2 separate regions of the Mus musculus genome follow, and region 1 is linked to region 2. Evidence: chromatin loops called from intact Hi-C (ENCODE). Cell type or tissue: gastrocnemius. All regions are shown on one strand. Each heading gives the region's core, and the rest is flanking DNA. Links, peaks and the distances in the headings are about the cores only. Region 1 overlaps Rmnd5a (required for meiotic nuclear division 5 homolog A). Region 2 overlaps Smyd1 (SET and MYND domain containing 1).

The links. Hi-C counts contacts between places; a loop is a spot of excess contacts. Peaks named below come from ENCODE experiments on the same cell type or tissue, not always from the same donor. Only the 100,000 strongest peaks of a DNase experiment are listed, where the experiment ranks them.
Region 1: it touches region 2 in a loop (3-fold over the local background); 2 of 42 quality-filtered maps call a loop at or near these places.

Annotation. Positions count from the first base shown.
Region 1 is chr6:71,390,658-71,407,126 of GRCm38, reverse strand. It overlaps Rmnd5a (required for meiotic nuclear division 5 homolog A), which reads left to right. Exons shown (of 9, transcript NM_024288.2): 5 at 7,834-8,000; 6 at 8,601-8,766; 7 at 10,173-10,275; 8 at 12,348-12,502; 9 at 13,939-16,469. The coding sequence ends at 14,002. Among named protein-coding and RNA genes, the nearest start is that of Cd8a, 25 kb to the right of the region's middle. In gastrocnemius, for the core only: a CTCF peak has its summit at 7,730 (motif pointing right); DNase peaks (open chromatin) are centred at 7,732 and 10,171.
Region 2 is chr6:71,234,502-71,250,970 of GRCm38, reverse strand. It overlaps Smyd1 (SET and MYND domain containing 1), which reads left to right. Exons shown (of 10, transcript NM_001160127.1): 2 at 11,245-11,421; 3 at 12,210-12,423; 4 at 13,484-13,614; 5 at 15,590-15,628. Among named protein-coding and RNA genes, the nearest start is that of Smyd1, 20 kb to the left of the region's middle. In gastrocnemius, for the core only: a CTCF peak has its summit at 7,530 (motif pointing left); DNase peaks (open chromatin) are centred at 9,934 and 11,392; H3K27ac peaks cover 1,270 bases.

The DNA of each region.
Region 1 (16,469 bases), core at 3,306-11,305, 160 kb before region 2:
AAGCTCAAATTATTCCTTGCTCAACTGCAAACACAAACAGTAAATTTAGCTGGGTGTGTTCTTGCCCAGAGATTACCACTCCCTTGATCTCTTTATCTCCTGAACACAGGATTCAGGTCCATTTCACTCTCGGTGCCCCTTTATTATTACTTGAACCATATACTTTGTATTTTTAAGCTTGTATATTTTAAGCTTGCTGTGCTTGATCAGAATGCATGAGACTAAACTGGAGAACCAAAGTCTCTTCTGGGATTTTTTAATACTTCCTTTGTGAATGCAACTAATATAAATCTCTTTATCTTAGCCTCAGCTAGACTCTGCAGACAAGGGAAAAAAGCAGCCACATTCTTCACCAAAATACCACAGTGAAACCTCTTGAGCCAGGTCTGCACAGTTCAAAGCACTCTCAGGAACACAGCCTTCCATATTCCTACTAGGATGGCCCATTAAGACCCGCTTAAATCATTCCACTGCTTTCCAAAATCCACATTCCTCCAAACAAAAGCACAGTCAGGCATATCACAGCAATACCCCACTTCTGATACCAACTTCTGTCTTAGAGTTTTGAAGTGGATCTTGCATCTTTGCTGATCTTGGTTGAGAGAGGCACAGCCGAGAACTTCTCCTGGTGTCCCTCCATGTCACTTCTGCTGATTTGAGCCAAGGCTGAGACCTAGCTGTTTCTGCTAGGTAGTGCCACCACCACTGATTAGAGTTTGCTATCCCGATTCTACTGAACTGTACTGCTAGTATATCCATGAAGTGTTTCCGAGTGGATCAAGTTGCAGTTGCTCACCTGTAAACCAAACTGCTGATTTCGAGACAACACAGATGGGAGTTACTCCAAAGAACCTAGCTGATCAGGTCCACTTTCCCCATATCCTTTCTTTCCCACTACCTCTGGTGGGTGGTGGGCTAAAAGGGAGGTTAAAGCATTTAAGAACCATCATTAAAAATATGATTTGAAAAAAATTAAAGTTGCAGGGTTTTACTGCTATGAGGGGATGCCATGACCAAGGCAACTCTTATAAATAAAGGACATCGTTTAATAGGGGCTGGCTTATAGTTTCATAGGTTCAGTCCATTATTGTCAAGGTGTGAGCATGGCAGTGTCCAGGCAGGCGTAGCACAGGAGATGCTAAGAGTTCACCATCTTGTTCCGAAGGCAAAGAGAAGAAGGCTGGCATCCTCAGATATCTAGGAGGAGGGTCTTAAAACCCACCTCCACAGTGACACACTTTCACCAACAAGACCACACCTACTATCACCCCTTGGACCAAGCATATTTAAACCACCACAGTCTCCTTCAGTTGTCTTAATTGCTGTATCTGAGACTTTATAAGTACTATATTGAACAGGCATGGAGGAAATGGACGCCCTTGTCTTACTCCTGATATTAGTGGAAATAGTTTACATTTCTCTCTGCAGCCAGGTGTGGTGACAGATGCCTTTAATCCTAGCACTCGGGAGGCAGAGGCAGGCAGATTTCTGAGTTCGAGGACAGCCAGGGCTACACAGAGAAACCCTGTCTTGAAAAAACAAAAAACAAAAAAACCAAACTCCACTTTAGGTTGCTGTTGTCTGTGAGACGGCTAGAAGCCGCCTTTATCGTGCTGTGGTGCTTCCCTGTACTTGAAGTCTTCCAGAACCTTTATCCTGAAGGGATGCTGAATTTTGTCAAAGGCCTTTTCTGTAGCTAATGGGATGATCATGTGGTTTTTGTGTTTATATGGCAGATCATGTTTATTGATTTATGTATGTTGACCCATCGTGGCATCTCTGTGATGACTCTTACTTAATCATGATGGATAACCTTTTTAATGTGTTTTTAGATTTAGTTTGCAAGAAATTTGAGGATTTTTGTATTTATGTTCATACAGGATATTGATCTATAATTTTCTTTTTTTTGTTGGGTCTTTGTGTGGTTTTGGTATCAGGGTGGGAGTGGCTTTATAAAAAGAATTAGTAAATGTTCCATTTCTATTTTGTGGAAGAGTTTGAGGAATATTGGCATTGATTCTTCTTTTAAGGTTTTGGTAGTATTCTGAGTTGGATACCTCTGGCCCTGGGCTTTTTGTGAGACTTAATTGCTGCTCCTATTTCAGTGGGGTCTACGGGTCTGATTAAGTTGTTTATTTGATCTTGATTTAACTTCCATATCAAGAGCTGCCTTTATAGTGTCCCATAAGTATGTTGTGATTTCCTTTTGTTCTGTTGTTTTGTTTTGTTTTGTTTTTTTGAGACAAGCTTTTTCTGTATAGCCCTGGCTGTCCTGTAGACCAGGCTAATCTCAAAGTCAGAGATCTGCCTGCCTCTGCCTTCCCAGTGCTGAGATTAAAGGTGTGCACCACCACTGCCTAGTGTCTTTTCCTTTTTATTCAGATCCAAACATTTTATATGTTCATCATGATTTTGGTCTTGACCCATTTTTCATTCAGTAGTGACATCTATTGAGATTTTCTTTTTTTCCTAATATGTGTCCAATATTAGCGAAAGTTGAAATAGTTGCTTGTAAGACAATGTATTTTTTAGTATTTGGGTGAAATATTCTGTAAATGTCTTCTGGTTCCATTTGACTTATGACATTATTTGGCTTCACATTTCTCTGGTTTGATGCCTGTCTTGTCTGTTCATGAGAGTAGGGTACTAAAGTCACTGGTTGAGGGTCATTATATGATTTTAGCTGTAGTGGTGTTTCTTTTATGAACTTGGGTATCCTGTGCTCAGTTCATAGATGTTTAGAATTGCCATATCCTCTTGGTGGATTTTTCCTTCTGGTGAGTATATATATGATGCCCTTCTCTATCTCTTCGATTCAGTTGAATTTGAAGTCTGTTTTGTCAGATATTAAAATATCCACATCTACTTGCTTTGGGGTTTATTTGCTTGAAATATTTTTGTCATTTTTTTAACCCTGGAATGTCTGTTTGGTGATGAGGTATATTTTTGGATGCAGCCAAAAGATGAATCTTACTCAGTTTTGATTTTTTAAAATTAACTTATTTTTTTTTGGGTTTGCCTGCATGTGTGCCTGTGTACCATGTGCATGCTTGGTGGTGCCTTCGGAGGGAGGTCAGAAGAAGGAGTTGGATCTCCTAGAACTGGAGTTACAGATGTTTGTGAACCACCATGTGGGTGCTGGAAATCAAACCTAGATCCTCTGCAAGTGCATTTAACCACTGAGCCATCTCTCCATCCCTGAATGCTGTTTTCTAATTCAGTCTGTTAGTCTGTGTCTTTTTATTTGGGGTATTGAGGGCATTGCTTTTTGAGAGCTATTAGTGAGCAGTGTTTATTGATTCCTGTTATTTGTTATTATGATGTAAGTTGTTTTTACACACACACACTCTCTCTCTGATTTATTGTTCCAAGATTACTGATTTTTTTTGTGTCTTCTTGAATATAGTTAACCTCTTCAGACTGAAGGTTTCCCATTAGCACCTTCTGTAGATATGGATTGGTAGATAGAAATTGCTTAAATTTGTTTTGTTTTTATTGTGGAATGTGTTTCTTCTTGGTTTTTTTTTTTTTTTTTTGGTTTTTAGAGACAGGGCTTCTCTGTATAGCCCTGGCTGTCTTGGAACTCACTTTGTAGGACCAAGCTGGTCTCGAACTCAGAAATCCGCCTGCCTCTGCCTCTCGAGTGCTGGGATTAAAGGTGTGCACCACCACTCTTTTTAAAAATGATTTATTTACTTATTTTTATGTATATGAGTATATGAGTTCACTGTAGCTGTCTTCAGGCACACCAGAAGAGGGCGTAAGATCTCATTATGGGTGGTTGTGAGTCACCATGTGATTGAAGGGATTTGAACTCAGGATCTTCAGAAGAGCATTCAGTGCTCTTACCCGCTGAGCCATCTCACCAGCCCATGGAATGGTTCTTTCTCTGTCAGTTGTGAGAGAGAGCTGTACTAGGTCTGGACTGGCATCTGCGGTCCCTCAGTTTATAGAACATCCATTCAGACCCTTCCAGTGTTCAGAGTCTCCATTAAGAAGTCGGCCATATTCTAATGGACCTGTCTGTATATGTGACTTGCTCTTTATCCATTGTAGCTTTTAACATCCTTCCCTCCCCCTACCTCCCCACCCACGGTGTGTTTAGTGTTTTGTTACGTGTTGTAGGGAATTTATTTTCTAGTCCTATCTATTCGGTGTTTTGTGTGTTTATACTTTAATAGGCAGCTCCTTCCTTATGAGGAAATTTCTACGATTTTGTTAAAAAGTTGTATTATTTGCCTTTGACTTGAGTTTTTCTCCTTCCTCTATTTCTATTATTTGTAGATACGGTGTTTTTATAGTGTCTCAGATTTCCTGGATTGTTTTTGGATTTAACATTTCCTTTGACTGCGTGATCCATTGCTTCTGCTTTCTCTTCAAGACCTGAAATTCTCTCTCTTCTGTGTCTTGTTCTGTTGGTGAGGCTTACCTATGAGGCTTTTATTTGACCTCCTAAATTTTTCATTTTCAATTTTGTCTGAGTTTTAGTTTTTTGTTTCTGCTTTCATGTCTTACAGTGTTTTTATTGTTTCATTCCACTCTTTGTGTTTCCATCGTCTTCACTGAGGCATTTCATACCTTCTTTTAACATACTATACTTGGTATTTTGAAGCTCCTATCTTCTGTGTCAGTTAAATTGCATTTCACAGGCCTACTGCAATAGATTTGTTTCTGGAGGAACAATCCAAATGTTTACTGTTTATATTTGTGTTTGGGGACTTGGATCTAGGTATCTGCAGTTAGGATATTTGAGGTGTTTCTTAGTATAGCTATCTGGTCTTGTCTTTTTTGGGGGGGTGGGTATCCCATGCTTTGGTTGGTGTTGCCCTGTCTGGATCCTAGTTAATTGTGCTGGTATATGATTACTGGCTGAGAGTGCTTTTGTGGGTTGGGTCAGCAGGACACAAAGATGGGATAAGAGGAAAGGCCGGGAGATACAGGCTCAGGACCCTGAGTACACACCAAGATTGCTGATAATACCTTTGAATGAACTGTTGGTGGTCTTTTTGTTTCCACAGTGATGTTAGGAAATTGCTAGCTCTTCCACTGAATTTGATTTGTGGTGTTTTCCATTTTTTGAATTTTAAAGACATTTGGATTATACTATTAATAGCTTCCCATTAAGTTTGTACTTGTAGGGCTGAGTATTGTTAGTCATTCCCAAGAGGGGGAAAAAAATAAGAAGAGTGGTGGAAGTCTTCCACAGGAATATTAGAAGGGAAGGGCATTTGTAGTCTTTAACATGCTGAAAATGGGTATAGTGGTGAGGGCTGTGAGCCTTGGCCAGATGCATTTTTACCAGAAATAGTACCCCATCCAAGTGGCAAATTTAGGAGAGAAGAGGGGAGAGCTAACCATGTGAGTAACATCATGTTATTATGTGTGTGTGTGTGTGTGTGTGTGTGTGTGTGTGTGATGGAAATTATATATACAGAGCCTTAAATATCCCAAACCTTTTCATAGTCTGAGCAGGGTAGAATGCTGCTGTTGGTGCTGTGTGAGTGTCAGTGTGGGCTACTACTGATTAGGTCACCAAGTACCATTATTGGGGGTGGGGGGTCTGATTATGAGAATCCCAAAATTCTTATTTAGAGATTGCAGTGGCTAAAGGGTTGTGATATCTACATATCCTTTGGCAACAGCAAAGTGATGCTAATCTGTGCCCTCTCCCTATTAGGAACCTGTAGTATAAAGTAAAAACCAAGGCAGAGTAGCTTTTGTCTCTTTCAATTTGAATTGAACTGTGAGCAAAAAGCTGACCAGCCCTCAGCTGCATGTGTCCCAAGAGACCTGTGAGTGCTCCAACACAAAATCTGAACTTCCTTAAAGCCTGCAGTCCACTCCTGGGCATATACACAAAGAACCCTGTGTTGCAGGGTGATCTGCACCCCAAGTTATCACTGTAGCTAGGAAATAAAACCAACCTAGTCCAGCAGATAAATGGACCATGATAGTATGTTACATATATAATGTGTAACATTATTCCGCTCTAAAGAAAAGTGAAATTATGAAATTTAAAGGGAAATGCATGAACTTAGAATATATATTAAATATGATCAGCCAGTTTCAGAAAACAAAACATACACTATTTCCCATCCTGCTGATTCTTTAGCATGAACTTTAAATATGACACCATCATGTCACAAAGTCAAGAGGGTGAGTGTACTTGGGTGACATATTTACTTCTGCTTTGTATAAAAGCCTTTACTTTTATTTTTAAAAAAAATTATTTCCTTAATGTGCAGCCTAAATGTTAAAGTTGGTTGAGTCATCGGGAGAAGACTGTAATCTCAGGTCTAGGATCTGGAAAAACATTGTTGGGTTTTTTTTGTTTGTTTTGTTTGTTGTTTGTTTTTGTTTCATCCACTCAAATTGTCATTCATTTATTAGTGTTAGGTGACTTGAGCAAGCTAGTGATAGGGACAAGAGTACTGTTGGGAAATTATTAGATAAGGAAGGTGCTATTGGGTACAATGGAGGAAGAGTTACTCGTATTTTATGTCACCTTTACTTTGTTCTCCCTTCCCCATGTGCCAGGGATCAAGGCAGAGGCCTTGTACATGCTGGGCAAGCGCTCCACCACAGAATATATTCCCAGCTCGGCTTGCTCACATTTTATATTCATACCTGGTTCATGTTCAAGTGGTCCTTGGTGAATTGGGTTAGCTGAAAAATGTCCAAATAAAAGTCAATTAAAGGATAGGCTTTATAGTTGAATATCAAAATGAAGCTTTCTTATCACATTTGTAAAATTTGACTTTAACAGCTGATAAAGTTAAAGTTAAAGATGAATTAGTCCCTCCTTGTGCAGCTGCTGCCTGATCACTCATGGCACTTCAGAGTTTCAGAACAGAACATTATTTCCCTGTGTATAGATATAGTGATAGTATAGCTATACAAATCTTTTTGTCATGAGAGCACATAGTGTATGTATGCTTTTTTTTATCTTCTCAAAGTACTGGGACTCAGTGGTGAGCACTTGTCGCACTTCCAGAAGACCTGGGCTTTGTTCCCAGCACTCACATGATAGATCAAAACTATAACCCCAGTGCAAGGGACCCCAGTGCTCTCCTGTGGCCTTTGAGGGTACGCGACATGCACACGTGCATAATACATGGGACAACACACAAACACACATAAAAGTAAATCCTAAAAAAGACTGGGAACCTTGAGAAATATCTATGGTTTCTGGGTTTGTTTCTTTGGTGTATTTTGTTGTTGCAGTGCTGGGGGTTGAACCCAGGACCCTTTTATTTGTGTAAACAACCACCCCATCACTGAGCTGCATCCACAGCCTCAATGTTTGCAGGTTCTTAATGCTAGACAGAGTAGAGATTCCAGGCCTGTGAAGTAGTGAAGCAGGTAAAGGTGCCTGCACCAAGCCTTGCTTGAGTTCATGGCTGTCCTCCAGCTTCCCGGGAAGGTTATGATGTGAGTAAAGAACGGAAGCGTAAGAAATGGAAGCGTGTAATTTAAAAAGTAAGGGGCTCCCTTCAGAATTTTGGCTAATTTACAAATATGCTTGCTTAATAGGAAGAAGGGTGGCTATAAGTGATTTAGGTGTGAATCTCAAGGCTTACACTCCAGAGTGTGGCCCCCTTCAAATCCAAGTGTATTATGTGACATACCAGAGCCATTCACTGTAATACCTTAGTGAAGAAGTAATTATCATCTAATATAATTTCCTTTGTGTTTGCATCTCCTAATGGTTGATATTACCACAACCTCCCACAAGAGGGCAAACTAGACCCTCTTATGCTAGATGTCAACCAGTTTTTAAAGCATCCTACTCATGTCCTTGATTACCCTTGACACATTTTTCTGTTGCCTTAGGTGGGCAGTATCAAACCGAGAAATGCTCATAGCCCAAAACAGTTCCTTGGAATTTAAGCTACACCGACTGTATTTTATTAGCTTGTTAATGGGTGGAACTACAAATCAGCGAGAAGCCTTACAATATGCGAAAAATTTCCAGCCATTTGCCCTAAATCATCAAAAAGGTGAGTCTGGAATCAGACTGCTGTTTTCCTTTGTTCTTTGGGGAGGGAGCATGGGCAAGGTGGAGAGAGTACAAGGAGTTGAGACAGTCTCTGTGTATGGCCCAGGCTGGTCTCAAAACTTGTGATTCTCCTAGGTCAGCCTCCAGAATGCTAAGAGTACAATGAGGAGGAGGTCTTTAGTGTTTGGGGGGAGCTAGTAGCCACTACTTGTGTCTCTCATACATATTTTCTAATGACTAAAACTGTTGGGATAACTGGCAGTTAAGGACTCTTTAATATAAGGACACCAAGACCAAGCTGTGGCTTGCTCCTTGGCCACTTTCCTCTCACCACGTGCTGCTGCCACACGTGTCAGAGTAGCTACGTATTCACCAAACACATATGGCAGTGTAAGACTAGAAAGTCTGAGCTCGTTATTTTCAGTGCTTTCTTCTTCTCCTCTCCTGTATACTTAATTAAGGAGGAGGATTTGCGATCACGCTTAGGGACCACGTTTACATTATTTTAGGCTGTGTCACATGGGATGGACATGTCTTCACAAGTCAGTGCTGTTTGAGACGTGAGTACACACCTTCATTGTGCTGGAGCTTTTTCTTTTAGACATTCAGGTATTGATGGGAAGCCTCGTGTACCTGCGACAAGGGATTGAAAACTCACCATATGTTCACTTACTTGATGCAAACCAGTGGGCTGACATCTGTGACATCTTTACACGGGATGCTTGTGCCCTCCTGGGGCTCTCCGTGGAGTCTCCTCTCAGTGTCAGGTGTAGTAATGGGCTCTGGTTGCTCTGAAATGGGCATTATACTGGGTGGCTTTTCCTGGTCCTTTAATCAAACCAGTAGATTGTGTTGTCTTTCTGGAGACGTATAATAGTTGGTACTTGAAGTGCTTGCCACAGATGGCAATGACACAGTTTAGGTCAGCAAGTTCTCCAAATGTGACCCGGGAGCCAGGGAGTCCCAAAACCCTTTCCACTGCTGACATTTGCACGGATGATGCAGAAGCAGAAGTAAGTTAAATGTCAGGGTCTGTGTTGTGGGGACACTGATGCCAGCCTCAGCAGGTATCATCACTACCATGCTGGCTGCCTAGGAAATGCTTGCTGAGCTCTGCAGTACTTTGGGTGGGCAATAGATACTTGCTTTCAGTTGATATTTGGGTCTGGATCTTCTTAGCATTCTCTGTGACACAATAGGGCATTTGCATAAAGCGTTTAGTTTCTCACCACAGTATGATGCTTGTGTTGACAAAGCACCTGTGTTATGTCTTGTTGCAGAATACAGTTTTTACTTGAACTCATTTGCGACAGACACTCAAATTTATTGTGTTTATTGTGATTTATAAATGAATCAATCAGTAAATTTAATTTCTAACAAAAAGTGATCTACTCTATGAAAACCAAACCACAGTTTATTGACATTCTTGGTTTTAAGTTATTTTTCCAAGTGAATGAAGTAAGTTTGTCACAGTAAAGGAAGCAAGTGTGTGCATCTTTCCATACAGTGATAAAGGTCACGATTTTAGACTAAAGTTAAAAGTTTTGGTTCTGAGCTTGAAAGCCTTTTCTGATGAGACTGGCGAAGACATTGTAGTTTAAAAAAAATAACTGTAAACTGGTGGGAAAACTTTGGAATGTTTTATTCATATAACCTTGCATAATCATACTTAAAGAGAAGACAGGCCCAGAAGAGTCTCCTCCCCTTTAAATGCTAAAGCACAAGTCCACCGTGTCTGAGGCACACTGGTCTTTAGGCCTTGCATTTCCCTCACCCCTCCTTGAAGTGATGCGATTTGTGCTCATGATGACGGCTCGTCCCTCTCAGCACAGAAGGCCAGCGCTACCTCTCTCCTGATAGGCAAGCCAAGTATCTTTTTAATTACTGAGGGGTTAGTGGAAATTAAATGTCCTATCAGAACGCAATCTTTTGAAAGCTTGCTCTTCTTCTTCCTTCTCCCACGCTGCCTAGGGTTATGTGACAGTGCTAGAAGTTTGTGTTTTACTTGTAAAGAGGATTACGTTTTAGTAATTATAGGAAATAGAGCTGAGGACTGGGAGCATGAGGGAGAAAAAAGTTGAGTTGTTTTCTTTTTAGAGGAATAGCTGTCCTGCACCTGCTGTAGGGTTAGCATCCCTGGGGTTGGCACTGATGCTTCCTCTTTTGCCCTCAGTTTCTCAGCAGGTTGTGTGGCGCTGCCTGCGCTAATTAACATCAAAGCTGTGATTGAGCAGAGGCAGTGTACTGGAGTTTGGAACCAGAAAGACGAATTACCTGTGAGTTCAACTTGACAATCCTTGAAGATGAATGTTTAAATTTCGCCATTTAACCAGAAAACGCTATTGTAGCTATTCAACATGTTTTGTTTGTTTGTTTGTTTTTGTTTCTGTTTTTGTTTTAATGCACATAACATGAGTGAAAAATAAGGTTGGGAGTATAGCTCAGTGGAAGACCATTTGCCTAGCAGGCTTGAAGCTTTGAGTCTAGTCTCAGCACCGCTCTAAAAAGGAAACAAGTCAGTTAACTAGTTAAAGTTAAAATAGGTATAGGGAGGTGATGGGAGAGTTAGGAAGATGTTTGTAAATTTGAGACCAGCCTACATACTATGTTCTAGGGTAATCAGGGCCTCTTAGTGAGACACTATCTTAACAACAACAACAACAAAAATGAAACAAGAAAATAAATTTGAGGGACTTTAACCTGTAATTTCCATTTGTGAGAAAATTATGTCACAGATGCCGGAGGGTTAAATTAGTCAGCCATTGACATGAGCTGCTTTTTTTTTTACCACACCTGCACACAGATTTGTCTGTAGCTAGCTTGTTCTTTCAGTTGTAAGCCTGTCAGTTGGTTGCACCAACTATAGCAGCTTGTCAAGAGGATGCTTTGTGTTAAAGGCACAGGTGTCTTCCCAGTGCTACATGTGCTCAGGATATAAGCAGCACTGTACTCTGCTGCTGCTGCTGCTGCTGCTGCTGCTGCTGCTGCTGGAGCAAATGAAGAACTCTTTTTCTTAAGCAGATAACCAGCTTCTGGCAGTTGCATGATCTTGCTGTGAGTGTTTTTGAAATATGCACACTGAAGTAGAGTAATCTGTAGGGGATCTCAGCTAACAGCATGCTCTTGACTGGAAAAGCAACAAGAGGTAGTGGTTGGTAATCTTTCCTCAGGAAAGATTTGTTGTGCTTTTGGCTTTTGCCCCCCCCCCCCTTTTCTTTTTGGGGGCTCAGGGGATACTCTTAATATGTAGGCCAGTTGGGGTTTCCTCTGATCCCCCTGGGCACTGGGTTTATAGGTGTGTTCCACCGTTTTTGCAGTACTGTAGTTTGGACTCAGATCCTTGTGCACACTGAATTCCTCCCCCTTTGTCAGTTTTTCTTAAAGATCGTTATTAATCGACTTAAGTCTGTGTGTCCCTGGCTGGCGTGGAACTCGTTTTGTCTAGATTGTATCAATCAGACTGGCCTCAAACTCAAAATCCCCTTTCTCTGCTGGGATTAAAGGTGTGTGCCACCACACCTGGCAGTAATGGACTTTGAGAATAAGAAGGAAGGAACACGAAGTATTTGTGGAGGCTCTGGTATTCAGTAGCAGGTCTGATAGATAATTTCAAACTTTTATATGGTTTGATTTATTTGTGGCAAAAACACAATGTTGATATCATGCCGTGAGCTTTTAATGTGAACAAATGACTAAAAGTCATGTTGCGATTAAGCTTAAGCTGATGTCACAAGCCTGCAATTCCAGATATGTAGGAGGCTGAGGCAAGAGGATTGTAAAATCAAGGCCTGCCTGGGCAACTTATGGAGATCCTATCTCAAAAGGCACAGAAAGGGGGCACATGCACAGGGGTGATGGTCAGGAGCTAGGATGGGGCGCTGGACTAAAGCTCGCCTAGCCACATGCAAACCCTGCATTGGACTCCAGCACCGGGGAGAAACAAAAACAGAAACTTTGCCTACCTCCCTGCTTCAGGTTTTTTCTGGACCATTTCATACAAATTACATAGGAAACTCAGATCTGAAGTCACCCAGAAGGTAACTATATTTAGACTGCCCTTGGAGGAGTTGTTGCGCTGAATTTATCACCTAACCAAGCACTTCTACAGAGCAGTCAGACTGTCTGCTTCTGCTCTTGGTATATGTTCTGGTGAAATGACAAGGTATTTAGGCAGGGGATGTAGCTTAGTGGTGGGCCAGGCTGCCTGGTACCACCACAAACAGATACTCAACTTCTGAAGCATCATGTTTGATTTTCTCAGACCTCAGATTGCAGTTTGAAAAGCAGTGTTGTAGTTTTTCAGATAGGAGATTTAACTAGTCTTTGTGCATTTCTCTTTTTTGAATAGATTGAAGTGGACCTTGGTAAAAAGTGCTGGTATCACTCCATATTTGCCTGTCCCATTCTTCGTCAGCAAACAACAGATAACAATCCACCCATGAAATTGGTTTGTGGTCATATTATATCAAGAGACGCCCTGAATAAAATGTTTAATGGTAGCAAGTAAGTGTCTGACTTCTTAAGCATTAAGTAGATCTGTCTTGCAGGAAGTAAGATGTAATAAGGATAAATGAGTGAATCCAAAATCTTTTGTATGTTTGTTCGTTTGTTTTGTTTTCCGAGACAGGGTTTCTTTGTATAGCCATGGCTGAGTACTGGAATTAGTGTGTAACACTGTGCTCAGCCATAACTATATTTAGAAATGAGTTTTCTTAACTAGTCATAGAAAGTGGATTGCATCTAATCTCTTTGGTTAGTTTAGCCAGCTCAAGGATTTGAAAATTAGACTTATAAATGTACTCGGATCCTTGTGTGGCCCTCTCTCCAAGGCTTAAGAATTGTCTTCTGTGCATATCCTTCTCCCTTCTGGGTTTCGCTTCTCTCACTTAGAGCATTATTGTGGAGCTATTTTTATATGCTATTTTTATATTTTTATATATCACAAAAGAGCCGTTTGTGATTGTTGTTAAAGTTACAGAGGAGCACGGTATGGTGGTGCATGCTTCTAATCCCAGCGCCTGAGTGGTAGAGGTAGTAGGACCCAGAATTCAAGATCATTCCCAACTATATAGCAAGTTAGAGGGGTCATCTTGAGCTACATAAGATTGTCTCAGCCTACTTTTACTGCCCTTCCCACCAGTGTAGACTACTCTGCAGTGTGGAAATACCATTATTTAGCCATTTCTTCTTGGTGAATACAGTGCCAGAGTGTGTTGTCCATATGTGATAATTGCTACCAGTGTAATCGTGGTTCAGCGTGCACAGACATTTGTAAATTTTACAGACAGCCCAATTTAAAACAAAACAGATCTCAAAGGTGTTCTGGCTTAGGTAGTTAGGCTAGTCTTCACTGATGTTTGTTCTGGCCTTATTGTGGGAAGACCCTTTCCTGGGAGGTCTATCGCTTGAGAGAAAGTGTTTATAACCTTCCCAGACCACACAGAAATCCTGGCAGTACAGATCACTGGTGACTGTGGCCACAAGGAACTAGCGCTCTTTGTCACTGAAAGCCGTGTGGGCTGTTCTTAATGCAGGCTGGTAGATCACAATAGATTGGCTGTTCTTGAATAGATTACACAGCCACACATTGGAAATTCATCTAGGGACAGGTGCAATGTAAACCTCGGTAGGCAGAGATTAGATTACTTCTAAAGCTCAAGAATCAGTTTTCAAAAAATTGTCTTTATTTTACCTGCAAAACAGTTTTCACCGATTACTAAGTATCAGAGAGGCTCTCAGGTTAGGGTCTGATTTAGGTGGTGTTTTCTGTGACTCCTCAAAGCCTGGCTGACGAGCATAGCTGATCCTCCAGGCAAAAGAAGCAGTTCAGCTTTGCTTGCACGTGTTGCAGGTGTGCATACAGGTGTGAAAGTGTACTTTATAACTGTGCTCAGTACTGATACTATTCTTTGTCTCAATCTTTTCTATTTTATATATAGATTAAAATGTCCATATTGCCCAATGGAACAGAGTCCAGGAGATGCCAAACAGATATTTTTCTGAAGAATGAGTTTGTTTGCAATTTGTAAGTGAAACTGAATTATGGGTACATTCAAGACAAGAGTGTTCCATTGACTGCAGCTATCCAAGGACCGCCTGTTCATAAGCTATGCTCCAGAGGCTGCCGATTCACTCGTGTGCACGGAGGGGGTGCTCCAGATGGGAATCACACAGGGCTTTCTTCACTCTTGGTCTTCGTTTCTGATCAAGTAAACACCAGCAGTTGTCATTCAGTGCAGGTTTTTGTACTTCTATATGGTGATTTTTTTACTTAAAAGCAGAAACAGAAGTTGACCTTCCTGACATGTGTTTAATATTCCTCCTGCTTTTACAGATTCTGACGTTTTCTTGATAATTGTAAGCTTGAGAGTGTTTGTGGAAGAACTTACTTTCTTCTTATGTATACATAATTAAATGAAAAGTCTTCATAGGAGTTTGACAAAATGAATTGTGGTTATAAAACGAATTTGCTTTTTTGTTGTTTTGTTTTTCTTTTTTGGCCTAAGGAAGAAAGCTGTGATAAATTTCAAATTTGCATAGCTTTTCAATGTTTTGCTCTGCTCCCGCTCTTGCTTCAGAGTCGGCACACTCACCTGCATTTGAGTTCTGTCTATAGCCCAGCAGGCTGCCTGTTTAAAATCCCATCATGAATTTAACAGGCTGATGTGAGAATGAAATAGATATTACTGGGGTTTTGTTGTTGTTTGTTTATTTGTTTTGCTTTTATTACCAAGAGGTGCTTTTTAATAAATGGATATTGAAGTTAGGGTGTTACTAATTTGATGTATGGTTTCACAGTCTAGCATACTGTCCTTTGACATCTGCCTTTAAGACTTGGCTGAGTGTCTCATTAGTTTATCATCACAGATACGCAGTGTTATGCATGTGTATAGAAGTGTGTGCACCAGCATCAAACATTGTGTGTGTGGAAGGGAAGAAGCCTGTCCATTCTAAACGCAGTTGCCAGTCTCATCACTTCAGGTCCTTACGGGCAGGCTCTAGCAACTTTCCGTGTATGGACCTCGTTTTTTGCTGTTTTGTGTTTAATTAGTATATTGTTCATGCCTCTCTTCTGCAGTGTCTCATCTCATAGACTGTGAACCTGTATATTATTCAAATGGCTACAGATAATGCTCTTTTCTTTTGTGAGGTCTCTTCATTTAATGCACTGCCCAGAAAGAGCCATGTGTAAGAGTTGTTCTCTGTTTGAGGAACTAACTACATGGAAAAGACTTCTGACTTAAACCCATGAAATACTTCATCTTGAGAAGAGTGCTATGTGGAAATCACCAAATATCTCGCAACTTTATTTCATCTGGTGTAAATCTGAACATCAACATAGGAAAACTGTCATGAGAAAATGAAAAAGCATAAACACAGAAGCAACGAGAAATGTGACTCTTGTTATTTTAAACCACAGACGGACTTGGGTTAAGGGAATGGGGACGACAGCTTTGGTGCTAAGTTAATCAGAAATTGCGAGCATGCACAGTGGTATGCCAGCCTGGGTGATGCTTTCCTAGGAGAGCCGGTATTTGCTTGTAAGGGAAAGAATGGTATTGTAGAAAAACCCAAGAAATGACCACGTGGTCAGTTTCATGGTGATGGCTACTGTGTACTGTGTAGGTTACCTGGGTCAAGACTGGTCCAGCTTAGAGTGCATGCTCTGTTCATACTCAGCCTAGCTCACAGTGACTTGTGCTTCACTGTCAGGATGCTCTGTAAAGTTCCTCATCCCTGTGAAGCAGGGAAAGAACAGAGGTGCCTCTGGACTGCAGGAGAAAGGCGTCGTGCCAGGCAGTATCCTGTGGAGGGAGGAGGGTGTACGTTCGTTTACTATGGATAGTTTTTCCTTTGAATTAAATTGTAGCGTGTCAGGCTTTCTTTTTTCTTTTCTTTTCCTTTTTTTAAACTTTGTTATTCCTAAGCCAAATTTAGTTTTTAGGTTTCTTTTTTTCTCTATAACTTATTCTTGCCTTCCCACCTCAAGCGTCTGTATAACATTTAGACTACACATAAAGTTTATGTGGTACAGACATGCCCTTGAGGTTGGTGGAAAATAAAAAACAAGACCCTTCACACAGTTAGCTCAGGCCATTTTAAGGACGAAGGCTCTGCTGGTCCTCCTGTGCTGGGAATCTCTTTGATGGCCTCTTGTGAAGCTCATGAAACTTTAACAAGTGTTTGACCTTACAGCTTCCTCTGGGAGGTCGTGTAGACCCAGTGGGCAAGCAGGACAAGGGCCCAGAACTGAAACTTGATCTTAAAATTTACCATGGAAATGAGGTCTTAGGCTCTTCTTTAAATGTGTGTACTTTTATCTGTGAGAGACTGACTATAGCAGAAGCGGATTCAAAGAAGACAGACCTTGACCAAAGATGCTGAAATACAGTGTTGGGATCCTTGTACTCTGGAACCATGCCATCACTGATGTCATGCTCATGCTACCTAGCATGCAGGAGGATGCCAT
Region 2 (16,469 bases), core at 3,435-11,434:
CGCATGAGATTCTGAGTTCGAATTCCCAGCATCCATGTAAAAGGATGGATGGTACTTTGCTCTCGTAGCGAGTAGAGACAGGAGCATCCCAAGTGCTTGCTGGCTGTCTAGTCTATATGAAGCAGTGAGTTTCAGGTCCAGTGAGAAGCCCTGTCTCAAAAAGTACGGAGGAGAATAATAAAGGAAGACACTGGATGTTGAACTCTGAGTCTGCATGTGACATTGTAATTGACACTTAATCTCAAATGTTTTTTTCTTTTTTACCCTGCCTTTGATCATTGAGGTACCAGATAAAAGACTCACAACCTTTATATTTATAATAAACCTTAATCAGCACTAAGGCTGGGCTGATTTATTGCTCTCCTCTACTTCTCTGCCAGCAACTGCACAATATGACTTGCCATTTTCTGTCTGGGCCAATTCAGCATCCCTCAGAGACATGTTTATAAGATTCTTACTCCATGGTGTCGTCTCCTCTTTCTACCTTCTTCTCCCTCTCCTCTCCTCATGGTCTTTCCTCAGACCCCAAGTCTGGGAACCAAAAACCCTACCTATATCCAGCCCAGCTAGAAGATGCCAACATCTTTTTTAACCAATGGTTTTAAATTAAGGAGCAAGGTCACACTGTATGTGCAGATTCTCTCATCCCTGTGGGCAACCAGGCCTTGGGGGCCAGTATTTAGCATTACAATACATAGCAAAAGGACCAACCCTCAACAGTGACATACTTGTATACACCACACGCACACATGCATGCACCTACACACATGCACAGCTGGGCATGGTAATACCTGCCTATAACTTCAGTACTTGAGATGTGAAGGCAGGAAGATCACACATTTGAGACCAACCTGGGTTTCACAAGGAGACTGTCTCAACAAACAGGACAAGACTAACAAGGCAAGGCAAATAGACTATCCTTAAGCTTAAAGAAGGAAGCTGTACTGCCTAATTTGCGCCTAGGTATATAATAGTACAAACCTGGGCCCAGAAGTGCCTCAAGGATGACAGAGATCTCTGGATGACTGCCCCAGGCAGCAAAAGGGGCTCATTGTACTCTGACTGCATTGTTCCCTTCTGCAAATGCCTGCAAGGACTCTGCCCTTTGCCTACAGGACATAGACACGCTACTGAGAGTGACCTCCCCTGCCCCTGCAGTCTGGTTATCTCCCTGACATCATGTCCCAGAATAGGGAATCCTCTGAACTCATGTTCTTACATGTGTCTGCATGCCACCTGCCCTCAAGCCTTTGTCTTCCATCAGTGCCTCTTGTCAGAAGTCCTTGACCTTCTCTGAGTACGAACTCAGGCCACCTTTCCAGAGTTAGAACAATGTCTCTTTCCTGTCTGGTGGATTGAGTTTCTGGATGCCTCACCTTCTCCACCCTGGTGGGGGTAAAGGCTCCCTTCTTGGATATTTATTGAATTCACCCACATCTTTATGTGTTTATGTGCCAGCTCAGCCTGAGGTCTACTGGGAAGCAAAGTCTCTGTGTTGTTTATATTGAAGAACCACAGAGATGGTTTGAATGAGATGGCCCCCATGGTTTTAGGCATTTAAGTACTTGGTCCCCAGTTGATGATGGTGTTTGGGAGGCTTAGGAAGCCTGGCCTTGCTGGAGGGAGCCATGTGACTGGAGGCAGGTTTTGAGAGCTTAAAGATGTGCTTCATTTGGAGTTCATTTTGTGGTTCAAAGTGCGATCCCTCAGCTGCTGCTCCAGTCCCCATGCCTGCCTGTAGCCATGCTTTCCTGGTGCAATGGTGGCGGCCTCTTACTCTTCTGGACTGAACTTTGTGCATGCTAGACAAACATTTTACCAGTTGAGCTACATCTTTAGCCCCCAGGCTGAGTTTTTAAGCAAATTTGAGACACAAAAGCATTGGCTCAACCTTATTGGATCCATAGTATTCTTGCAGGACTGTTCGTTCACGGTGCACAGACCTTGTCTCTGCATATATCTGTTATGGCTCCTTATTCCCATATAAGGAGCTGTCACACAGCTGCTGTTCTGGTCCTCTTGACTCTGACAGATGAGAGAACTCAGGACAGGGCTGAAGAGTGAGTAGTGATTTGCAGACTTTCCTCCAGGGCAGAGAGTATACTTCAGGGTCCTGGCAAAGAGGTTTCTTCCATGTATTCCAGGAGCAGTGGTTGGGAGCAAAGACTTGTGAGACCAGTGCTGCCAATGAGGACAGTGATCACTGGCACTCTAAAGAGCAGATTAGGAGACTAGGAGTGCTGGGGAGGTGGCTCAGAGGTTAAGAGCATTGCTGCTCTTCCAGAGTTCAATTTCTGACACCTACACAGTGGCTCACAGTGTAGCTCCAGTAACTCCAGTTCCAGGGACTCTGACCCCTGTGAACACCATGAACACATATAGTACCTGCATAGTGTACATGCAGGCAAAACATCCATACACATAAAATAAATATACAAAAAGTTAAGAAGAGTGGCTAAAAACATCACTTCGAGGATGGTGAAGTTTGGTGAAAATGGGAATGGCTACCTTGTGTGAACAGGAAGTTGAGGATGGAGGGGGCACAAGACTTGCTGAAACTTACCTGGCTGGAGTAAGCACCCTTTCTCCTGGAATCCAACAGGAATTTGGGCACCTGGTGCCTTTTGGACACTTTCCATTGCTAGGGAAAGTAATAGGTAGGGTAGTGGTATTTCTGTCATTTATTGTCCTTTTTCTCAAATAGCGGTTCTCCCCTACCCAGCTGACTTCCTTTCCCATGGCTGCCTTTCCCATGGGTGCTAGAAGAGAGAGAACTTGAGTTCCCTGGCTCAACCATGCCATGAGACATTGGATGGGCAGGGTAGGCATATGTCTGTGGAGCTCGTGCCCAGAGACAAGTGGCATGGCACCTGCTTTACCCTTGTTATTCTTGTTACTCCAGTTAACTTTGGGTCACCTTGACAATGAAGAAACTGGAAAATCTGTCCATCTGTCTATTTATATCTATCTATCTATCTATCTATCTATCTATCTATCTATCTATCTATCTATCTATCTACCTATCTATCTTCATCATCATCTATCTACCTATATAATCTATTTATGTACCATTTATCTCTATCCACCAATCATCTATTTATTAGCTATCTAATTTTTCTATTTATATATCATCTATCTATATTTATTTTCCATCAATGATCCATCTATTATCTAATCTATCTATCTATCTATCTATCTATCTATCTATCTATCTATCTATCTATCTATTGCATCTATGTATATGTATGCCACCTGGAGTTGTAAGCAGTAGTAGGCTGCTTGATGTAGGTGCCAGGAAACACATCTTCTAGAAGAGCAGAAAGTACTCTTAACCACTGATCGGTATCTCTTCCCCTCCTTATATTGTCTTTATTTGAGAGAGAAAGAGAAAGAGAGACAGAGAAAGAGAGAGGGGTAAGGGGAGGGGGAGAGAGAGGGAGAAGAAGAATGCCACTTGTATGTGACAGAGACCAGAAGATGTTGGATCCCCTAAAGCTAGAATTACAAGTGGTTGTGAATTGTCTGATGTGTGTGCTGGGAACTAACCCGGGGTTCCGTGGAAGAGAAGCAGGTACTTTGAACTGTGGAGCCATCTCTCCAGTCCTGGAAGTTCTGAAACTTCTTTATAACTTTCTTCTTGACTACATTTTTTTTCTTGTGACTAAGTTTTGAAGGTTTTTGGTTGTTTTAAGTCAATGTCTCACAAATCCAAGGGCAACATAAAAGTGACCATCTATCTATGAATAACCTTAAAATTCTGACGTTCCTCCCCTAAGCTCCAAAGTGCTGAGATTACAGGCCTATGACATCATCTCCAGTGTCTGAGTTGCTTTTCTATTGCTATCATAAGACACTGTGACCATTGCCATTCATTAGAATATTGAGGTTATTTCAGGCTTACAGTTTCAGAGGGTTAGGGTCCATGACCGTTATGGCAGGGAATATGGCATTAAGCTGCCAGAAATGGTGGTGGAGCAGTAGTTGAGGGCTCAAATCTGGAGATAACCAGGTGGCAAAGAGAGCTGACGGGTAATGGCCTGGGCTTTTGAAACATTGAAGCCTACCTCCAGTGACATACTTCTTTTAACAAGGCCACAACTCCTAATCCTTCCCAAACAGCTTCAAACAAGGACTAAATACTCAAATATAAGAGCATAAGAGAGGCATTCTCATTCAAACTACCATAACCAGGGTATGCAGTATTGGGGCCCTGACCCAGTAATAGGTCACTCATAGAGCATTTACTCATTCCCAGGACATAGATTTACTTACTCGTCTTCTGAAACAGAGTCACTTATGTTTCAAGCTGGTCTTGACCTCCTGGGCTGGGAACATATGTATGCACCACCATGCCCCAGTTTCTGTGGGCTTTCTTCACGCTAGGCAAGTACTGTGCCAACTCAGCTTCCATTCATTTTGTTTTTTGAGACAAAGTGTCCTTCTGTAGCCCATAATGATCTGAAGTTCACTATGTAGTCCAAGCTGGCCTCAAATTCACTTTAATCTTTCTGCCTCATTCTCCCAAGTGCTAGGCTTTACCATATTCATTTGCTCAATTGGAAAGAGTATATTTGTGTGTGTGTGTGTGTGTGTGTGTGTGTGTGTGTGTGTGTGTGTGTGTGTGTGAATGCCTGGTGACTCCATTGGTCAGAGAGTACACTGGATTCCATGGACCTGGAGTTACAGATGCTTGTAAACCATCATGCGGATGCTGGGAACTGAACCTGGGTCCTCTGCGAGAGCAACACATGCTCTAAATTGAGAAGCCATCTTGCCAACCCCCAGTTTGTCTAATTTTAAAATTTGGTTTCTGATTTTGTGTTTTTGTGGGCATTGGCGATGATGATGATGGTGACACTTATTATGTTGTGAATTTCTTGGTTTGTTTGTTTGCCATTTTGTTTGTTAAAGAGAGGGAGAAAGAAAAGGCAAGGAGTTGGGTGGGCAGGGAGGGGGAGGAATTGGGAGAGGGGAAACATGATCAGAATATATTATAAAACATTAAAAGAAAGCAATAGTTATATGTATTCAAGCTGTCAAGACATCACTGTTTCTATTTGCTTTTTCACATCAGGAAGCATAGGCTCAGAAAAGTAAGAACTTGCTCAGGGTGATACAGGTAGTAGATCAGGAGTGGAATCCAGCTTAAACCAAGTCCACCTCTGACCTGCCACACTCCTGCCAGGAACAGATGGGAACTAGAGGACTGTGCCTCCCTTCCTCCCTCCCTCCCTCCCTCCCTCCCTTCCTCCCTCCCTTCCTTCCCTTGTATCCCTCTGTCTGTCTGTCTTTCTGTCTGTCTTAACTTCCCCTTCTCGTCTACTTAGCATTTCTCAGCATGCCCAATCCAGATGGAATAGGATTGAGTTTTTGTTTGTCTGTTTCTCTACCTTCTTGCCAAGTGTCTTCAGGAATAAGAAAGTTGAAGTCCCAAGCTCCAGCCAGATCTGGAATTAGATTCTGAATTTTAAACAAGATCTCTGAGGATGAATGTGAGTAGGTGAAAGCTGAGAAGTACTGTTTTACATTGTGTACCATTCTCAGGGTCTCAGCTGAGGCAGGGTGGCAGCTATGGTAATGAAAACATGGCTGCTCTCCCAAGGAAACCCATGTCAGAAGGAAGCTTGTAGTGCTCACTGATTTGTTTTATATTTTAACACTCTCAGGCTCTGTCTTTGTCTCTGTCTCTCTCTCCCTCCCTCCTTCCTCCCCCCCCCCTTTCTGTATGTCTTCTTTATTCAGGTGTTTGTGGAGGTCAGAAGAGGGTGTTAGGTTCTGGGCAGTTGGAGTTACAGGTGATTGTGAGCAGCTCAAGGTGGGTGCTGGGAACTGAACTCAGGTCGTCTGCAAGAGCAGCACACACTCTTAACAACTGGTCCATCTTTCTAGTCCTTCATTTCATCTTAATACATGTCTCTAAGCCCAAGAAAAAATGTGGAACAGAATTTAAGTCATATTTTGAGTTCAGAGGAAATACTTGGTGGTTCATATTCACAATGAGAAAAAAACATCCCAAATTGATGATGTTTGTTTTTATGAAAAATTTCTTATGGTGAAGTGATTTTTGTAGAGAAGCTTGCGAGATAAAATGTTGGGTGCCCTGGTTTCATCTCTGTTGCTGTGACAAAAAGCAACATCGGGGAAGAAGGGTTTATCTGGCTTAAGGAGTCCAGGTTACAGAGCATCATCTCAGGAAAACCAAGACAGGAATTCAAAATTCAATCACAACACAAAGAGAGATAAGTACAGAGAGAGAGAGAGAGAGAGAGAGAGAGAGAGAGAGAGAGAGAGAGAGAGTAAACACACCTCTGTTTCCTGCTAGCTGCCTCCTCTTGTATACTGTTCAGGACCCCACCACCTAAGGAACAGCATCACCTCCAATGGTTAGGTCTCCTTACATTGATTAACAATCAAGGTGTCCTCCACAGACATGCCCACAGGCCAACCTGATCTAGTCAACTCCTCACCGAGTCTCAGGTGACTCTAGATTGAGTCAGGTTGGCAGTTAGAACTAACCAGCACAATGAGGAGATATTCTTGAGCTGGGAGGGATTTTGATTGAAGGCTTAGCAAGTGATTGTAGATGTTCCCTTGCTACTCAGCCATAGGTGACAATTTTACTGTAGGAACCCCAAGGATATGCTCACAGCTTTCTCCTGGTCAAAGTGACTCTGAAGACATTGGACCACGCAGCTGGAACTTATTTCTAGAAATATAACATAGTTACAGTTCACAGCAAGCAGATCGTTTTATAACTGTGCTCTATTCAAAGAGTATTAAGTCAGTCATAGGCACCAAGGCTAGTGCCAGTTAAGGCACATTCCTTCCTTCTGTGTCAGTCTGGGAAACCTTGTCCCAGTCAGCCACAGGTTGTGTGCACCAGAAAAGTGCAGGGCAGGGCAGGGCAGGACATCTGGTTCATCCTTGGTACAGGCAACAAAGGGAATTTAGCACAGAAGTAAAAGGCACTTAGCAGCTAAAACAGGAGGATCAGAAATTCGAAGTCAATGTAATTGAGGAAAATACGTAATAAAAAAATATATAATAAAAATAAAAGAAATTCAAAGTTACCTATACAGTGAGTTGGGGGCTGGCCTGGGCTATACAGTGAGTTGGGGGCTAGCCTGGGCTATATGCGACCCTATCAAAAAACAAAACATGGTGGAAAGATGGCTCAGCAGTTAAGAATCTGTACTACTTTTGCTGAGGACCCATACCATATGCCTGCAACGTCTACTCCAACTGCTTTGATATCGTGCAAGGCATCTGAATTCTAGTGCACATAGCCCCACAGAGGCACACAAACACATAATCTCTTAAAATCTCTTAAAAATCAAAACAAAACAGCAAATAACAAAAATAATAAAACTAACTAGAAGTCAACCATTTTAAATAAATAAATAAAATTCTTAGGGCTGGAGAGATGACTCAGAGATTAAGGGTTGCTCTTCTGGAGGTCTCGAGATCAATTCTCAGCAAGCACATGGTGGCTCATAACCATTTATAATGGGATCTGGTGCCCTCTTCTGGTGTGAAGGCATATATGCATACAGAATACTGTATATTAAATAAATAAATCTTTTTTAAATTTAAACTTTTTATTGATTCTTTGTAAATTTCACATCACGCACCCAATCCCCTTTATCTCCTAATCCCTCCACGTTTGCCCTCTGCCCTTGCAACTCCCCACAAAACAAAACAAAACAAAACAAAACAAAACAAAACAAAACAAAACAAAACAAGACAAAACAAAACAAAACATCTTACTGTGGAAGCTGCAGTGTGTTACAATGTGTCACACAGTGATACCCTTTTGCCCAAACAGCTTTTCTTGCAAATGTTTGTTGCAATGAGTCATTGGTCTGGTTCGAGACCTCTGGCTTCTGCTACACTATAACTACTGTGTTCTCACCAGTTTTCCTCTGGAATGACCTACTGTTGCCTTGTGTTATGGAGATCCTGCAGCTTTGGCTCTGCAGGAATGGCCCCTTCACACACTTCAGCAGTTCAGAGATGGGGTAAATGTTGGGTAACTCAGAGCCCTGGATCTGAGCCTGGGTGGTAGCTGAGTTGGCCAGCCTGCCAGCTCTCCTGAGCCCAAGCCACTGGGCCAGCTCTCCAGCATTGCCCAAGTGAGGGGCTCATCCCTTGGACATTAATGTGACAGCCCAGATATAGACATCCATATGACCTATGGCGATAACGTGGCCAATGGACATAGACATAGATCCTGCTGCAGCAGGGTCATGGACCCTGACATAGCCCCTGTGGCAGCACAGCCTGGACATCACCATGGCTTCAGATGGCAGAGCAGACAGGCTGTCCCTCACATCAGGCTGTCCCTCACATCAGGCTGTCCCTCACATCAGGCTGTCCCTCATCTCAGGCTGTCCCTCATCAGCTTTGTCCATCAAAGCTCCAGTCCTATCTTTCCTTATCTTCCCCTCTCTCTCATCTCTCCACCACACAGTTGCTCAGCACAGTGGTGTTCACCCAAGGGTGATGTGTGGTGGTGGGCGGGCCTCTGCTGGTCAACCTGTTTTAAATCACCACACACCAGTGATTCGAAACAATCCAACAACAGTCTCTCCTGCCTCCTAACCAGTGTCGGCACATGTCTCAAGTAATCGTTGTCAACTGAACTTCACATGATGACCATATTACTTATCCTAGAAAAACTTGCCCCCCCCCGAAGTTAGTTTGACACACAGTGTGGCCTCAGCTGCATGAGTCATTTCTGAAGGTCCTGAACTGTTCAGGCTGGCTCTGGTCTCAGAGCATAATACCAATCCTACGATACTTCATACCCTAGTATTTTAAATAGATAAGAAATGAGCAGCCATTGTAACAATGAGGGATGGGGCTGTAAAACACCTCTGGGTTCCAGGGGGCAGTCCAGGTTTGGTTTAATTTTTGCTTTTGACAAGGTCTCACATGCCAGATGTATGGAGGCCAGGGGTCAGGCAGCAAGAGTGAGTTCTCTCCTTTTACCTTGAGGGACCAAGGGATTAAACTCAGATTATCAGGCTTAGTACAAGTGCCTTCACCAGCTGAGCCATCTCACCAACCATTAAATTTTATTGAAAAAAAATAGTATTGAGTTATACCCACAACCTTCAGCATTTAACATCCAAGGCATAGACACTGATGGGAATTGTGTTTTATAATATTTTTGTTTTTGTTCAAAAAGTAGGAACAAATTTAATTCATGAAATACAGAATATACATATATGAGTAAAAACATGAGGAGACTCTATTAAGAGTGTTCTAGAACATCCATTTGGAAATAATCTATCAGAGCAGGTGTAGGATGCCCCTGAACAGATGGATATGGAGTAATAACTGACGGCCAGCATGACTGTGCCTACATCTAACCCCCGCCCTCTTCAGATTCCTTCCTGACTTAGATGTGCGTTTCTGAGCCAGAAGTGGACGCTTGTTCCTCTTCCTTCCCAAACTAAGTCAGGCTCTCAGACTTTCAGATGACTCCATACTTAGGGTACATCTTTTATACCGGTATAAAAGATGACCAGACAGCTCAAAATGACCTTGACTATTTGGAATGCGGCACTGAGAGCAGCTAGAAGAAACGTGAACCCTACACTTCCAGTTAGATAACGGAGTGTCCTGAACAACCTTCCGGCCATGAGGTATGCTGCCTATCTTAATGAAATATTTGTCAGAACCTATCATGGAGGTAGAATGGATGTTTCATGAGATGGGCATGAGCCTTTGGGGGCACAGCAGAATTCTACAGTTTAGACCTTGATTGTCCCCCCAAAGGCCCGTATGTTAAAGGCTTGGTTCCAGCCTGTGGTACCAGTGGGGGTAGTTCTTTAGGAGGTGGGGCTTGATGGAAGAAAGTAAATTCACTGGGAAGTGTGCCGGCGAAGGGGATTCCAGGATCCTGGACACAGCTCGCTCTTTTTCTATTTGCTTCCCAGCTGGTGAGCAGCTGGCTTCCTCTGCCCTGCACTCCTGCCAGGATTTACTACCATCTTGACGTAGGTCTAAAAGTAAGGGGCCAGACAACAGCTCCAAGCCTGCTCTTATAAACCTTTCTCCTCTTAAAACTGATTATTTGGGGGGCATTTTAAACACATTTTGTGCACAATAATGCGAGCACATGTGCGTATGCATGGATGTGTCACAAATGTGGAGGTCAGAGGACAGTTTGCAGGAGTTCTTTTCTTCTACCGTGGGAGTCCTGAAAACTGAACTCATGTTGGTAGGTTTGGCAGCAAACACCTTTATCCACTGAGCCATCTCTGCAGCTCTGTTTGGGTTGTTGTTGAGTGTTGTTATTATTATTACTATTGGGACTGAACCCAGGACCTTGCCTGTGCTGAGCTTGTACCTCTAAGCTACAAGCCCAGTCCTAAGGAATACCTGGGAGAGTAGCTCCACTCTGATATCTTGATTAACCCTGCCTCCCAGAGGCGCCACCTCAAAACACATAGTTTAATTGTTTTCATTTCCTTAGTACTTCTAGATGGGAATTACAACTCATACGTTTAATCATGGGGACACGTTAAAGACTGTCCCCAAACCAGGGTGCATGGAAAGAGTATATTACTGCAGATGGGGGAGCTGGGTTCCAGTCCTGCCTCAGAATGTGGTCTTTATCGTTCTCAACTTTAGATTCTCAATTTTCAAAATTAAGGTCTTATTCTAAAGGCCTCTTCTGGATGGAATTAGTTCTTTAGCAGACACTTTCAACTGTGAACTAAAGTAAATCTGTCTTCTTTATCCCTTTTGTTGTTAAGGCTGGCTTCAAACTCTCACACACACCCCAACCCCCACCTTTGCCTTCTGAGGGCTGGGATTGCAGGTGTGCCATCCAGCTAGGTAGTTCTCCTGTTCTCTCTCTCTCTCTCTCTCTCTCTCTCTCTCTCTCTCTCTCCCTCCCTCCCTCCCTCCCTCCCTTCCTCTGACTTACCTTGCTTGTGGTAATGTAAGTATTGTATTTGCAACAAAATATGGGCAAAGGCACCCCTTATTTTAAAAAAAGATGTATATATTTTTAAATTATGCATATGTATATATGGGCACAAGAGTGGGTGGCTTCTTAGACCAGAGGCGTCGATCCTCTGGAGCTGGCTTTAGGGGTGGTAATAGGCCACCGGCATAAATGCTGGGACCAAACTTGGCTCCTCTGCAAGAGCGCTATTTGTTCTTAACCTCTGAGCCATCTCTCCAGACCCCATACTTCCTGTCTTCATTTTCTCCCTGTCTGTATTTCAGCCTCATTAACTTCGTGTGCCACACCTGCTTCAAGAGGCAGGAGAAGCTCCATCGCTGCGGGCAGTGCAAGTTCGCCCATTACTGCGACCGCACGTGCCAGAAGGATGCTTGGCTGAATCACAAGAACGAGTGCGCTGCCATCAAGAAATATGGGAAAGTGCCCAACGAGAACATCAGGTCAGAGCTGGTGCCCAGGACAGGACTTGGGATTTCCAAATGGGATGGCAGAGGTGCCAGCGTTCTCGGGTCTCAGGATGCCAGGCCGAGTGCCAGTGCCTCAGGTCCTTTATTCCGCTCACTTCTTTAGGCCTGAGAGGAACACTGGGTGTCTCTACCTCCGATTCCAAGCGCGCTCCTAGAGAGGTGCATCGGACCCCACAGAGCTCCTCCGGAAAGCACACATTGTGAAGAAATAGTTTCTGTTTTCTCTGGGGAACACGAGTAAAAGCGAAACTCTGACATGCAGTTAACAGCCTGTGCCTCTCATAAAAGATTTTCTAAGTCACGGAGCTCCCTTTACAGTGGTCCTCCTTGAAGTCCAGGCATGTGCATGCGTTGAAGATGCAGACTTCCACATGGGGCGGTTGCTAGGAGGTTCGGGGCCTAGTACGAGAGTTTCTGCTGAGAGCTCCCTAATGTTGGTGGTTCTCTTGGAAGAAGGTGTTGGTGCTGGGATGTGGGCAGGACTGTAGGAAGCCAGGCTGACTCGGAAGCGAAGTGCGTGAGGACAGTGATAATAGAAAGCGTGGGCTTACAGGGTGTGACAGTCAAGAACAGAGTCTCATTTCCTGGGGACATTAGGAATCTTCAGGCTGCGGCTCCATCAGTCTCGCCAGGCTCCCTGTCCTCTGTCTACTGGAGTCATAGTTTTCAAGACCCACAATAAATACATCTCCGAATGAATGAATGAATGAATGACGAGTGTGTTTAGTCCTCCCTAATGCTGTCCTCCCCTCTCTTCCCAGGCTGGCCGCCCGCATCATGTGGCGGGTGGAGAGAGAGGGCACTGGGCTCACAGAGGGCTGCCTGGTGTCCGTGGATGACTTACAGAACCACGTGGAGCACTTTGGGGAGGAGGAGCAGAAGGAACTCCGAGTAGACGTGGACACGTTCTTGCAGTACTGGCCACCACAGAGCCAGCAGTTCAGCATGCAGTATATCTCACACATCTTTGGTGTGGTATGGCTTTTCATCCCCTCCACCACCCCTGCTCTGTCCCCTGAGTCCGTCTCCTCCCTCCTCCCCCTCTTCCCCTTTGGGAGCATAGAGTTTTTCAGATGGAAGGAAGCCCCAGCTCCCCTGGATGATGTTTCCTGTTTTCATGACAATGGCCTCTAGCCCAGGCAGCCGGAAGCATGAAGAGTGTCCTCTTGCTTCCCAGGTGTAACAGGAATGCATACCGCCCTTCTGGTTCTGAACTCAGAGTCAGGTTCCTAAATGAGCCCAGTAAAATAAACCAGAACCTTCCAATAAGATTTCTCATAATAGAGAGGCCATGGTGACTCTGGGTATTGTCCAGCTAGGAAGCTTCCAGAAGCAGTTGGAACAGACTCAGGAGAGAAGGCTTAAAGTCTGGAAAGGACAGAAACTTAAAATGATGCTGGTTTATCCTACCATATTTTCTCTCTTCATTTTTCTACTTACTTGGCTTTGAATTCCCAAATCTACTATATCTACTTCCCAAGTACTGGGACGCAAGTGAGTGCCACCTCTCCTAGATCAAGAGTATTTGCTCTTATTTGATTTACACACACACACACACACACACACACACACACACACACACACCACACCAGAATATGGAAAGATAAACCAAGATGGATACTTAAAACAACCGCTGAGACACAGATGGCATTAGCAGCCAGCATTCCTGTCTTTGGTCCTTATTAGGCTGGAACTACTGAGAGCTTCAAAGTGGTTTTGTTAAACATGGGACTCCTTCCATGGCACACATCTCGTGTGAAATGTGTGAAAAACAAGTCTTCAGGATGAAAATCTCCCTTTTAAAAGATTGATCATTTTTGCTATTTGTAATTACACATGCATATACTATATTCGGATAATCTCTCCACCCCTATTGTCCCCTCCTATCTTTGTTAACACCCTGCCCCACCTCCCTACCTGTCCCTTTCCCAGACTCATGAGGCCCTCTAGTTTTCAAACTTCTTCAACATCTAGGGTGATAATCTGTACCGATCTGTGCCTGTTGACTGAATCTTTTCTCTTGTCCTCTGGGTAGATCAACTGCAACGGTTTCACTCTCAGTGACCAGAGAGGGCTACAGGCAGTAGGTGTGGGCATCTTCCCCAACCTGGGCCTGGTGAACCATGATTGCTGGCCAAACTGCACTGTCATATTCAACAATGGCAAGTGAGTGCAACGGGGATTGGGCAATCTTCTACTTGATTTCAACCAAAGTCAAACTTGTAAACGTGGACTGCCATGCACTGCCAATGTTCGGCAACTCAGAGTCTCACTCCAGACCGAGGAGAGGCAGGAACTGAGGTGGATGCAGAAGAATTTTACCTTGTCCGTTTCTGAATCTCTAGGTCTGCCTCCGTGTATTGGATAAATCATTAACTACTGCTCTAAAACTTGACCTCTGGGATTATTTGCCTAGAGCCAAAAAAAAGTGCTCTGGCAGTAGCCTGTGCTAGCTAAGGGTCTATAAGAAAGTAGAAAGCACATTCAAAGGAGTAGAGTCAGACAGAATTTAGTAAAAAGACAATTTACAGGCATGTGGGCAGGGTTTGGGAAGGACCAGGCACAAAAGGAATAGGATCGATAAACAGCCTGGGGCCTGATGGTGCAGCTCAGGCTGGGGAGGTCTGGGGGGGGGGGGGGATGAAGCCTGAACAATGTGCTCGGAAAGATGGCTCCTTCCACTGAGCTGTGCCATACAACTGCTCCTGCAAAGAAGTTAGGCACTGCTGGAAATACGGGCTAACAACTTCAACCCCGTTCTCTTCCACTTGGCCAACCTCACCCAGAGGCCAAAGAGCAAAGGAACCCAGGTGACGCAGTCCTCAGGGTTCAGCCCTTTGCCCCCAGAAAGGCACAGATCAAAGACACGTGGGCAGACACTTGGATCTTGGGAGTGGGGCACATGACAGATGAAAGCCAACTTCGAGCCACCCACCAGCAGCTTTCTCCTAAACCTTCCTTGAAGCCAGAGACAGTGGTTTCTGGGTCTCAGCTGAGAACCAGGTTGAAGTGGCCACATAGCCAAGGCTATGAGTTCTTATTTCCTTTCTGTTCCTGACCCCAGTATCTAAAGCAGTTGAGAGAGATGACAAAGATTGGGAAAGCTTATTTTGGACTCTGAGAATAATATTTTCTAGCACATTGTACTCCAGGGTCTAAGCCTCTAGGGACAATTGGCCTAGACCTCATGGAATCTTTTTAGAGGATCTGTTACCCAGGTTTAGCCTGGTTGACTGAGTTAATCACACTTAGCTATGCACAATTCCCAGATGGCCCTTCTGTAAGTGCTGGTGACCCCAGGCCCCTATTCTGACTGTGTAATAATTAATGAACCTAGGGCCCGTGCTTCAGGGCATCTCTGGTGTCTGCTGTAGCTTCTTTGTATCTACTAACTGTGAGTGGTCATGTGTTCCCTGGATCTGTTTGCTTTTGTGCAAGGGAGAAGGTCATTACAGTCACTGCCTATCTGCCTGCGACACTGGAAATCAGCCTGGACATGGTATCAGTGGCCCCATTTTTTTTTTTTTTTTTTTTTTTTTTTTTTTTTTTTTTTTTTTTTTTCGAGACAGGGTTTCTCTTTTAGCTCTGGCTGTCCTAGAACTCACTCTGTAGACCAGGCTGGCCTCAAACTCAGAAATCTGCCTGCCTCTGCCTCCCAAGTGCTGGGATTAAAGGTGTGTGCTACCACTGCCCGGCTCAGTGGCCCCATTTTAACCACAATAAGTACTCTCTACATATGCAATTCAGAACTCTCCCCCAAAGAGAGTCACCAAAAAGGCCGTGCTTATTGATGCACCATGCTAGTCACTGGGACAGGAAAATCATCTCTACATTTTTCTCAGCACTCTCTTCTCAGTTACGTTGTCTTACAACAATCTCACTGTTGTACTCTAAGTGGACACTGAGGACCTGGGAAAGGAGGTCAGTTGTTCAGCAGTGAATCCCTCTGTGACTCCATTTTGTAACCCTGTTCCCAGTGCGCTCTCACTGTTCCGGGCAGCACCCTGGCAGGGGAGCCCAGCTAGCAGGGGTGAGGTTGGTCGTGACTGTCAATGCCCTGATTGCGTGAGCCCACAATGCTGTGCTCTCTTGGGGCTGCAGTGGTATTGACTTCCTCGTGGGTGTCTGTTTTGTCTTTCAGTCATGAGGCAGTGAAATCCATGTTTCACACGCAGATGAGGTGGGTCAGTCTTCTCACATGTCCGTGTTTGTCTGACCCATCTCCCTCACGTGCCTGGCTTCCTGGGGACAGCCTTTCCTGACTGCTTGGCTGCTGTCACGCGTCATGCCCTGTACTGCAGTGTCTTGGCTTCACCGAATGGCGATTTTTCCTGTCGTTGAAGTCACGACTTCCTCCTCGCCTGCCTGCCTCTCACTTGCCTATGTTTTATTTTGTTTGCTGTCTTCCCTCCCTCTCACCCCTTACTTCTCCACTTTTATCTCAGTGTGTGAACCTTCCAGTTATTTCAGCCCCAAAGTACACTGGCTCTTTAAACTCCGCTTGCCACTAACCCGCCAATTCACCGTGTGCTCGTGTGTAGACCCAGCTTCTCACCAATAGCACCCAGAGCTGGGATGTTTTTGCTAAATATGTATTCATTGTGTACTTTTTAACGGATTAAAACTGTGAACATGTGGCTTAGGTAGCATTTTACTTTAAACTTTGTTGTTTTTAAGGAAACAAGAGATAGTTTATTTTGGACTAAACCGTTTTGAGTGACCATGGCCCAGGAACATAGATTTAGGTTGCCCTAAATTCCATGTTCCAACACGGTAGCAGTTTTATGAAGGTCTTGTTTTTATTTTATTTCGATATGACTTCACAGAACAAAGAAAGTCATAAGTCAAGGCAAGTTTAAGATACCTTGATAGGTACATCAGAGAGGCAGGTGCAGCAAGATTGGGAAGAAGCTTTCATTGGGCTCACTGTGTCATCTGCTGACATCAGTAGCTAAGTTAATTGATTCTAGCTAGTTCTGACATAGATGCAGGAAAGGGCCGGCTCTTTTGGAGGGCTAGAA